Linked DNA regions of Homo sapiens: region 2 is linked to region 1. Evidence: chromatin contacts called from ENCODE Hi-C or POLR2A ChIA-PET data. All regions are on one chromosome and are shown on one strand. The core of a region is the stretch at or near the end of the contact, and the rest is flanking DNA. Distances in the headings are between cores, read along the strand shown. Region 1 overlaps ACOXL (acyl-CoA oxidase like). Region 2 overlaps ACOXL (acyl-CoA oxidase like).

What was found. A loop is a pair of places that touch in the nucleus more often than their neighbours do. ChIA-PET counts read pairs that join two places held with the same protein, here RNA polymerase II (POLR2A). Pooled maps may share reads with other maps.
Region 2: a loop to region 1 is called in a map with no recorded cell type, with 4 times the contacts of the local background. The contact joins two enhancer-like sites. A Hi-C loop is called at or near these places in 2 of 168 maps with a recorded cell type or tissue (heart right ventricle and psoas muscle), 17 of 37 single-sample maps with no recorded cell type and 8 of 50 pooled maps. POLR2A ChIA-PET finds 5 or more read pairs at or near these places in 2 of 52 experiments (H1 and activated CD4-positive, alpha-beta T cell).

What each region holds. Positions count from the first base shown.
Region 1 is chr2:110,857,079-110,861,248 of GRCh38, reverse strand. All of the region lies in intron 10 of ACOXL (acyl-CoA oxidase like), which reads right to left. Among named protein-coding and RNA genes, the nearest start is that of ACOXL, 130 kb to the right of the region's middle. RefSeq lists an enhancer at 1,478-1,995. Within about 2 kb of position 2,753, at least 2 of the 41 ENCODE cell types and tissues checked have a DNase peak (open chromatin) inside an H3K27ac peak, as active enhancers do.
Region 2 is chr2:111,027,818-111,031,981 of GRCh38, reverse strand. ACOXL (acyl-CoA oxidase like) reads right to left here. Exons shown (of 18, transcript NM_001142807.4): 15 at 268-355. Among named protein-coding and RNA genes, the nearest start is that of ACOXL-AS1, 86 kb to the left of the region's middle. Within about 2 kb of position 2,276, at least 3 of the 41 ENCODE cell types and tissues checked have a DNase peak (open chromatin) inside an H3K27ac peak, as active enhancers do.

The sequences.
Region 1 (4,170 bases), core at 1,504-4,003:
AGTCAGAGGTTTCTGAAAATGCCTGATGAGTGTGGAAACTGGTTTGATTTGGGAGTCAGGATTCTGTAAAAATCAATACTGAAATAAAACCGTTGTTATTGTTGATGTTGTTGTTGAGATAGGGTCTCACTCTGTTGCCCAGGCAGGAGTGCAGTGGCATGATCTCGACTCACTGCAACCTCCGCCTCCAGGGTTCAGGTGACTCTCGTGCCTCAGCTCTTCTCATGCCTCAGCCTCTCGAGTAGCTGGGATTACAGGCGTATGCCTTGTTACTCCTAGAAGCTCTTGTAGGATTTATTGTGGACTTCAGCTCAATAGAGTAACACTCGCTTCCAGCAGGACTCCGATCTGTGAGAACAGGGGAACCAGTGGATAACAGGGGGCCGTGTTAAACAACCAGCTCCCTCTGTGGTCCCCAGATGCAGATAAGCCCGGCTGCCACTTCCTGAGTGCTCTTCTACACATGTGCTTGACTTGCAGCAGATCACCTAGACATGAACTCGAGTCTCTCTCTCCAAAGCTCCTGGTCTCTGCACTGAAGATCTGGATAGAGTTCTGGCCAGAAAGGAAGGCTCTTGGGTACCCCAGGCACTCCATCTTCTGCACCAAGATTCATCGTGGTGAATTAAGTACACACACTGATCTTTTCCCGAAGACCAGTAAGCAAGTTGGGGACAGCAAGCAATGTCTCAGCCCAGGCCAGGCTCAGAGTGGCCACTCCGAAAAGGTCCAAATGACCAAGGTGATGCACAGACACCCCAGCCTCTTACTGCAGCTGCGGTGGAGCCTTTTCCTGGGTCTCTACACAGGATTAGAAAATGGCTATTCAAGGCTGGGCGCGGTGGCTCATGCCTGTAATCCTGTAATCCCAGCACTTTGGGAGGCCAAGGCGAATGGATCACTTGAGGTCGGGAGTTCAAGACCAGCCTGGCCAACATGGTGAAACCTCGTCTCTACTAAAAATACAAAAGTTAACCAGGTGTGGTGGCAGGTGCCTGTAGTCCCAGCTACTTGGGAGGCTGAGGCAGGAGAATTGCTTGATCCCAGGAGGTAGAGGTTGCAGTGAGCTGAGATGGCACCATTGCACTCCAGCCTGGGCAACAGAGCAAGACTCCACCTCAAAACAAAAACAAAAAGGCTATTTAGGCGACAACCCCACAGCACACACAAATGGAAATCTTATACTGGATAAAAGCACAAAATGTGAAACCAGTGCTGCAAAGTCACAGATAGGAAGCAGGAAGGGAAAGACAGGGTTGGGAGTAGGCAGGTTGTGAGAACCGGGCTGAGGTTACTGGGGCATCTCTGTGGCTGAAGAAGGGCAAGGAAATGGCTTTCCAAGGATTCTAGAAGCCGCCTCCTCTCTTCCCTCTTCGGTGAGTCTGAGGGATGCCTGGGGAGTCCTAGCATTGATCCCACAGGCCAGGAACTTGGTTGCCACCCTCAGATGCAAGGTGAGCATCACACTCCTTAGCCTGGGGTCCTGCTGGGGTGCCAAGCGCCTGGTGAGCAAAGACCCCTCAGCAAATAAGACCTTATGTCTGCCATCCAACCCTCTTGTTTGCAGAGCATCCTAAAATACGATTCCACAAGTTGGAAATGGAATCGGGTTTCACCACTGGCAAAGCCCCTCTCCATGCAGCCGGCTGCCGTCAACAGCAGCTGCATTTCCTCCGCCCTTCTCCCTAGGCACCCAGTTGGTTTTCCTCCTTCTCCTTCCTCCAGGTGTGCTCTTGCCAGAGCTTGCCCCAATAAGTCTCCCTTTCATAGTGTTCTGATGAATAGATTGTCTGTGTTTTCTTTTGCCTTCTTGTTAATGGCCTGAACTATCCTCCAGCAACCCAGCTGTGCATGTCAAATAAAATGTATTGGGGTCAGATGGATCCTCACATAGCACTGAAATGCACAGCACACGAAACAAAGCACATCTAGCCACCACTCGCACACTCTAGAAAGCTACGCTCAGAAGCAGCACAACTGCCACAAAAGCCACCCAGACTACACAGCGTCCGGTCAAATGGCATCTTTTCATATCATCAGTCCATTCTCTTTCTCTTTGTTTTGGATTTTTCAAATATGGTTATGCAAAAGGTTTCTGTTTTTAAACTCACTATGCAAATACTAACATTTTACAAAGCCCAGGCAGATAAAATCAGCTCAGGTTGAACGTATCCTAAACGCAGAGCTATAACTGATTCAACTTTGCAATTTGACCTTTAATTGTCATATAGAAATGGAGAAACGCATGTAGATGAGTGGCGAATTTTATTGTGTTATATACAAAGGTACCGCCTCGCACGAAGCATGCAAACTCTCTTCAAAGGATTAAATATTTCAAAACTGAAGGAAAATGAGAAGGCAGGCTTCCTGTTTGAGACACACAGAGGAAGAGGGGTCTTTTAAACCTGTAATAAAACAGGTGGGCTTAAGAAACTCAGAAAAAGGTGTAAGGAAATATACTCTGCCTGGCACCGTGATATTTTAAAGAAATAACATTTGTATTTTGTTCCATAACTAAATCGAATCAGCTAACGCCATAGGGAAAGTACATGTGTTTGCAACGCAGCCCAGAGTCAGCTTGTTACATCTGACTCTCTGTTCTGGTTACAAACATCTCTCTGTTCAGCCTGCTGGTGCATACAGACACTCTCACAGCTGAGGACAGATGTGGCTAGCAACGCCTTGTGAAGCAAATGTCAGGCAGCAGACTGCTACCACAGGCTCACACACCTGCAGGTGACATCACCGAGCTTTATCTTACCCCAGAAATCTATTAACATGCAGAAACAAGTGTCACCCAACCAAAACCCACTCTTAGAAAGCATTGGCCTCATCAGCGTGAGAAGGGAAATGACAAACGAGATGCGGAACTTCCACTCAGCTCCACGTCTGTCTCGGGGAGTAGGAAGGATCCCCTGTTCCCCACCCGGACTTCCCAGGACACCTGTTCTCTAACATCGAAAGGATGTCAGATGCAGCCAGAACAAACAAAAGCTTTGGAGAAAACTCCATTTCCTGGATATTGCCTTTTTCCTTTGTTTCAGGGAATTTTGTCTTTTGCAGCAAAAAGTAGCTAATACCAGTGAGTTTTCACTAATTTCTTGTCCCCGAAACAGATATCTTCTTTGGCTGTAACTAGGCAGATAGCAGGTACTCGATATATGTCCAGAGCACCTAAAAAATGATATATATCTGAGATGCACTTTAAGGTACCCTAGCCAGCATCCAGGCACAGTGGCTCACATCTGTAATCCCAGCACTTTGGGAGGCCGAGGTGGGTGGATTGCTTGAGGCCAGGAGTTCAAGACCAGCCTGGGCAACATGGCAAAATCCTGTCTCTACAAAAAATACAAAAATGAGCTGGGCGTGGTGGTACACGCCTATGCTTCCATCTGCTCGGGAGGCTGAGGTGAGAGGATGGCTTGAGCCTGGGAAGCAGAGGTTGCAGTGAGCCGAGATCAGGCCACCGAACTCCAGCCTGGGCAACAGAGCCAGGCCCTGTCTCAATCAATCAATCAATCAATTAATCAACAAAAACTATGTTAAAAATAAATAAATAAATAAAATACTCTAGCCAGAGATAAAAGGGAGGATAGGGTGAACTAAAACTGTCAAAATGTTGATAATTGTAGAAACTAAGAGACAAATAATAGGGAATCCACTATGCTACTCTCCCTCGTGTTTAAAATTTTCCATAATAAAAATATTTTTTAAACGTGTAGCAAGATTTCCAGTTGTTGGCCCAAACCCTCTTCCTCCCATCCTTGGTAATAAAGTCCTAAGTCTGCTCATGTAACCTACTCTTCTCTATGGAGCCACTAACTAACCCAATCACAGTCACCCCAATGCTTCTTGCCTTTGATGGCCTTAGGAATGGACGGATGGGTTTATCTGGCCAATGAGAGATGAAGGAAAGTCTCTTGAAGGGTTTCCGGAAAAAAAGTTTCCATGCTGCTAAAAAATGACATATGGGAAAACACGGGTCCCCCTTTTCTCAATCTTCTACATCTATATGTGAGAGCAAGAACCTCAGCAGCCATATTGTGACCATGAGTGAGTCGGTCAAAGACAAAACTGACATGTTGAGTTGCAGAGAAGAAAGATCAAAGCCACTCTGGTCCTTGAGGTGTCACGGAGCCCCTGAAATAACCACCCTGAAACTGCCCCACT
Region 2 (4,164 bases), core at 1,027-3,526, 170 kb before region 1:
TGATTGTCAGGTTGTGTTAAGTGAGCTGTTCCTGACTGGTTTAGCATCAGGCTTTGTGGGTGTCATATGGTCAGTGTTCCTAGTAAGTTGGGAGTTGATTTACCACAAGCTTCAAGTCTCTGTAAGTCACTTGGGGCCCTAAATTCAACACACGGACTGTCCCTTCCCTGTGTGTTGGGACTGTCCTTTCCCTGCAGAGCTGTGTCTCCAGGGACCCGTAGACCCCTGAGTCACTCAATTACAAATATTCAACAGGAGCCAACTGACCTCGGTGAGTGTGTGCCAGGGACAGAGAAGCCACGTGGTGCAGACACGAGTTCCAGGCATGGAAAAAATCCTCCTTCTTGGTCTTTACCTGTCCAATCGACAGAAGAAAAATCACCATTGAGGATATTGTGAGAGAGTCTAACTTAATAGCAAGACAGACGGCAAACATCCAAATTTTCAGTACTACATTAAGCATGGACACAGTGCAGAACCTTCTGTAGGCTGGCCTCTGTGACCTGCAAAAACTGCTTGTTAGATGAATAAATATCATACATGTAGAGAAGCCCTGTTTCCATGCTTATATTAATTTATACTAATGGAGGTCACAGACGTTAGAGAAACACGTGAAGGGGAGAATGCAGGCACAGATCAAGTGAGGCTGTTCTGATTGGGTCACTTACTGCCTGAAGAATTCAAAATACCAGAACAAACTACTTGAATCTAATCCTCAACATAACCAGCCCACGTTCCCTCCTTCCTTCCCTTGCAGTCAGGAGCTTCCATTTGTTTCCAAAGTGTTTCTCAAACATGTTATGTCTCAAGAATTGGCACTGACTAGCTGCCATGTTTGATATATGTGAGGAATTAACATAAACCTGGAGATAGGATCCAGAGTGATGGGGATGTCATTTATGCATGTGACAAATAGCTTTTCTGCATCTACTCTGTGCAAGATAGTCTTTCAATCACTCTAATGAAGCGAGTCTTTTTTCTTTGCTTTGTGTTTTAGTTGGAGGGAAGTGAGGACATATTAATATAACTAGAGTAAAATAAGAATGAAGAAGGCACAGAGAACAGAAAGATACCGAATCACAAAACTAGTAATTACCATCATTTAGGAGGAGCTGAAGGTCTCAGATTCTTATCTGACCAGACAGGAGAGTTAAATGTGGCCCGTAAAACTTTTCTTTGTTCCTTCTTGACTTTCTTTGTTTCGAAAACCACATGGGTTTAATACTTAAACTTTTAGCATTTTTTTTTTTGTGCTCAAGGAAATAACTCAAATAGAAAGTTACACTCAATGTATCTGCTTCTCATTTGTATTTAACTCACACCCTGACGTGCCCTCTCAGTTAAATAGTTACTTGCTTCCCTGCAGCTCTGCGGTTTCTGCGGGGCCTGGAGATCCACATGTAAAATCCCTGCTGTAACACAGTGCTTTGTGCTCCGGTGGAAAAACAGCGCTGCTGAAAGCCTCTACCCATGTATAATTTAGCAACATCACCTGGGGCCGCAGGCACAGTTTGGAGGACAATGTCATGGGTGCCTCGGGATCCACACCTAACTGGGGCATCTCATGACAATCGAGGGAAAGGATAATGTCTGCTTTGCTCCCTGAATTGATATCTCTCTGCACTGGTGTCACAATTACAACTGAAAGGGTGTGGCAGATGCATGCAACTCTCAGGGAACAGCCTGCAGCAGAACATCTTGGCAGGGGGAGGACAAGAGCTGGCCAGACACTTCTGGAAGTTCTGGAAGGAGATGCTGAAGCTCTACCCATTCCACTGTAAAGGACAACACCAGGAAATCCCAGTTAATATGGTTTAACCTCCTAATCATGCACCGACTATCCCCCACCATTGCATGGGAGGCAGAGAAGAATAAAACACTGTGCACATGTGTCCAAATAGAATCAAGGGCACTTTTTAATTGCTTTTTTTTTTTAAACTCAATGTGTAGAGTAAGTTTTTCACTGGCCTGATCAAAAGAAAACCAGGGACAGAAAACTAACTGGCTGTGCAATGCAGACCCCTGCCTGAAGAAGGGACTTCAGGTGGGAAACTTTGCAGAAAGCCCTGTGCAAAGCTGGCTACAACTGCACCCCTCAGAGTATGAGGAAAAAGGAAAAAAAACCACAACAAGTTCAAGTGAAGAGGAAAGGCCCCTTGAAGGCCTACCAGCCAGCTCCCAAGTGCTCTTCCTTATATGTCAATATCTTGGTGCTGTTGCAGGACATTGGAGCAGGCTCAGTGTAACCTCACCCCTGCTGGCAAGAGGCTCCCTGGCCCCACCTCCAGACCCGCCCCAGGCAGGAAGAAGAGCACCCAGGTCTTGGGGCATGCTGATGGAAAGGCAGCATTCCTAGAATAGGAAAGCAACTGACTGAGAAGCCTCTGTCCCCTTGAATTAGAGTTTATTGGTAGGAAATAAGAGGCTGAAGCCAACTGCGGGCTTCACAGTGATCCTCACGCCCAGATGGGCTGACCTAGGAGCAGTATAGGCTCTACACACCATTCTGCTGTCAAGTGGTCAAAATGAACGCATCAGAAGGTCAAATTCTGGCTCGGCCTCCAAGTGCAGAGACAGCATTAACTTCGAGAGTATTGCTGGCAACCATTATAACCCTCTAATTGCCTATGCAATGCACAAGATTTTAAAATATATGTATTGCACAAACAATATTGTGAAACAACAGAAATCAACTCTCTCATCTTAAAAAAACCTTAATACGAGGTTCCAGGAGGGGATTTAAAAAATGATATGGCTGTTCTTTGCTTCAGGCAATAAACATGCTACTGAAAACCTATGTGTAAATACAGTCTTATGCCAACTAAGTCCTTCTTAAAAATGCACCAGAAAACAGGCTCTGTTTTAAGCACTTAATTGTATTTGCTCATTAAGTCTTCAGAAGCTCTGGAAGTAGATTTTATTAAGATCTTCATTTTGCAGGTAGGAAATTGCAACACAGAAATGTTCAGTAACTTGGACAAGGTTGCAGAGCTGAGTTGGAACAGGGTGCCCAGGCCTCTGAGCCCACATCCCTAACCATGGGCTACACTGCCTCCCAATGGACTGAGAGTGAGTTAGTTCCCTGGCAAAACCTGCCCCTCCCAAGCATGCTGTTTATAAAGATGGATGATCACACATGGTCACATTTAATATCAACAACATCCCATACTTAAATCTTTGAATGAAAAGATATGACTATTTCCTGATAAAGCATCACACAGCTAAGACAAAGAGCTGAATGCATAAAGAAGTTTCCCCATATCCATTCGCCTTTCTTTTCTTGAAAAGCCTCAAATAGATTTGGGCAGCCATACAGCCAATTAAAAAAATACTTTCCTGCAGAGGATCTACAAAAAATGTCAGCTAACATCATACTTAAAGGTAAAGGCTGAGTGCTTTCCCCTTAAGTTCAAGTAGAAGATGAGGATTCTGTTATCAGCACTTCCTTTCAACACCAAAATGGAGATTCTAGCCAGGGCAATAAGGCAAGAAAAGGAAATTAAAGGAGATTAAAAAGGAATAAGTAGGCCAGGCACAGTGGCTTAAACCTGCAAACCCAGCACTTTGGGAGGCCGAGGAGCTCAGAGGGCTGAGGTGGGAGGATTGCTTGAGCCTGGGTATACTGAGCCAAGATCATGCCATTGCACTCTAGCCTGGGTGACACAGTGAGACCCTGTCTCAAAAAAACTCCAAAACAAACAAAAAGGAGTAAGTAAGACTGACTCCACTCAAAAAGACATGATTGTCTATGTAGAAAAATCTTAAGAAATATTTATTTATTTATTTATTTTTGAGACAGGGTCTCACTCCTGTCACCCAGGCTTGACTGCAGTGGCATGATCATGGCTCACTGCAGCCTTGACCTCCTGGGTTCTTGCAATCCTCCCAACCTCAGCCTTCTGGGTAGCCGGGACTACAGGTGCACAACACCATGCATGGCTAACTCTTCTGAATTTTCAGTAGAGATAGGGTCTTGCTGTGTTGCTGGATCTGGTCTCAAACTCCTGGGCTCGAGTGATCTGCCAGCATTGGCCTCCCAAAGTTGCTGGAATTACAGGTGTGAGCCACTGTGCCCAGCCTAAGAAATATATAATAAAGCTGTTAGAGAAATAGGAGCACAGGAGAACCAAGGTGACATCATTTTAAAATCAACTCCATCTTAAA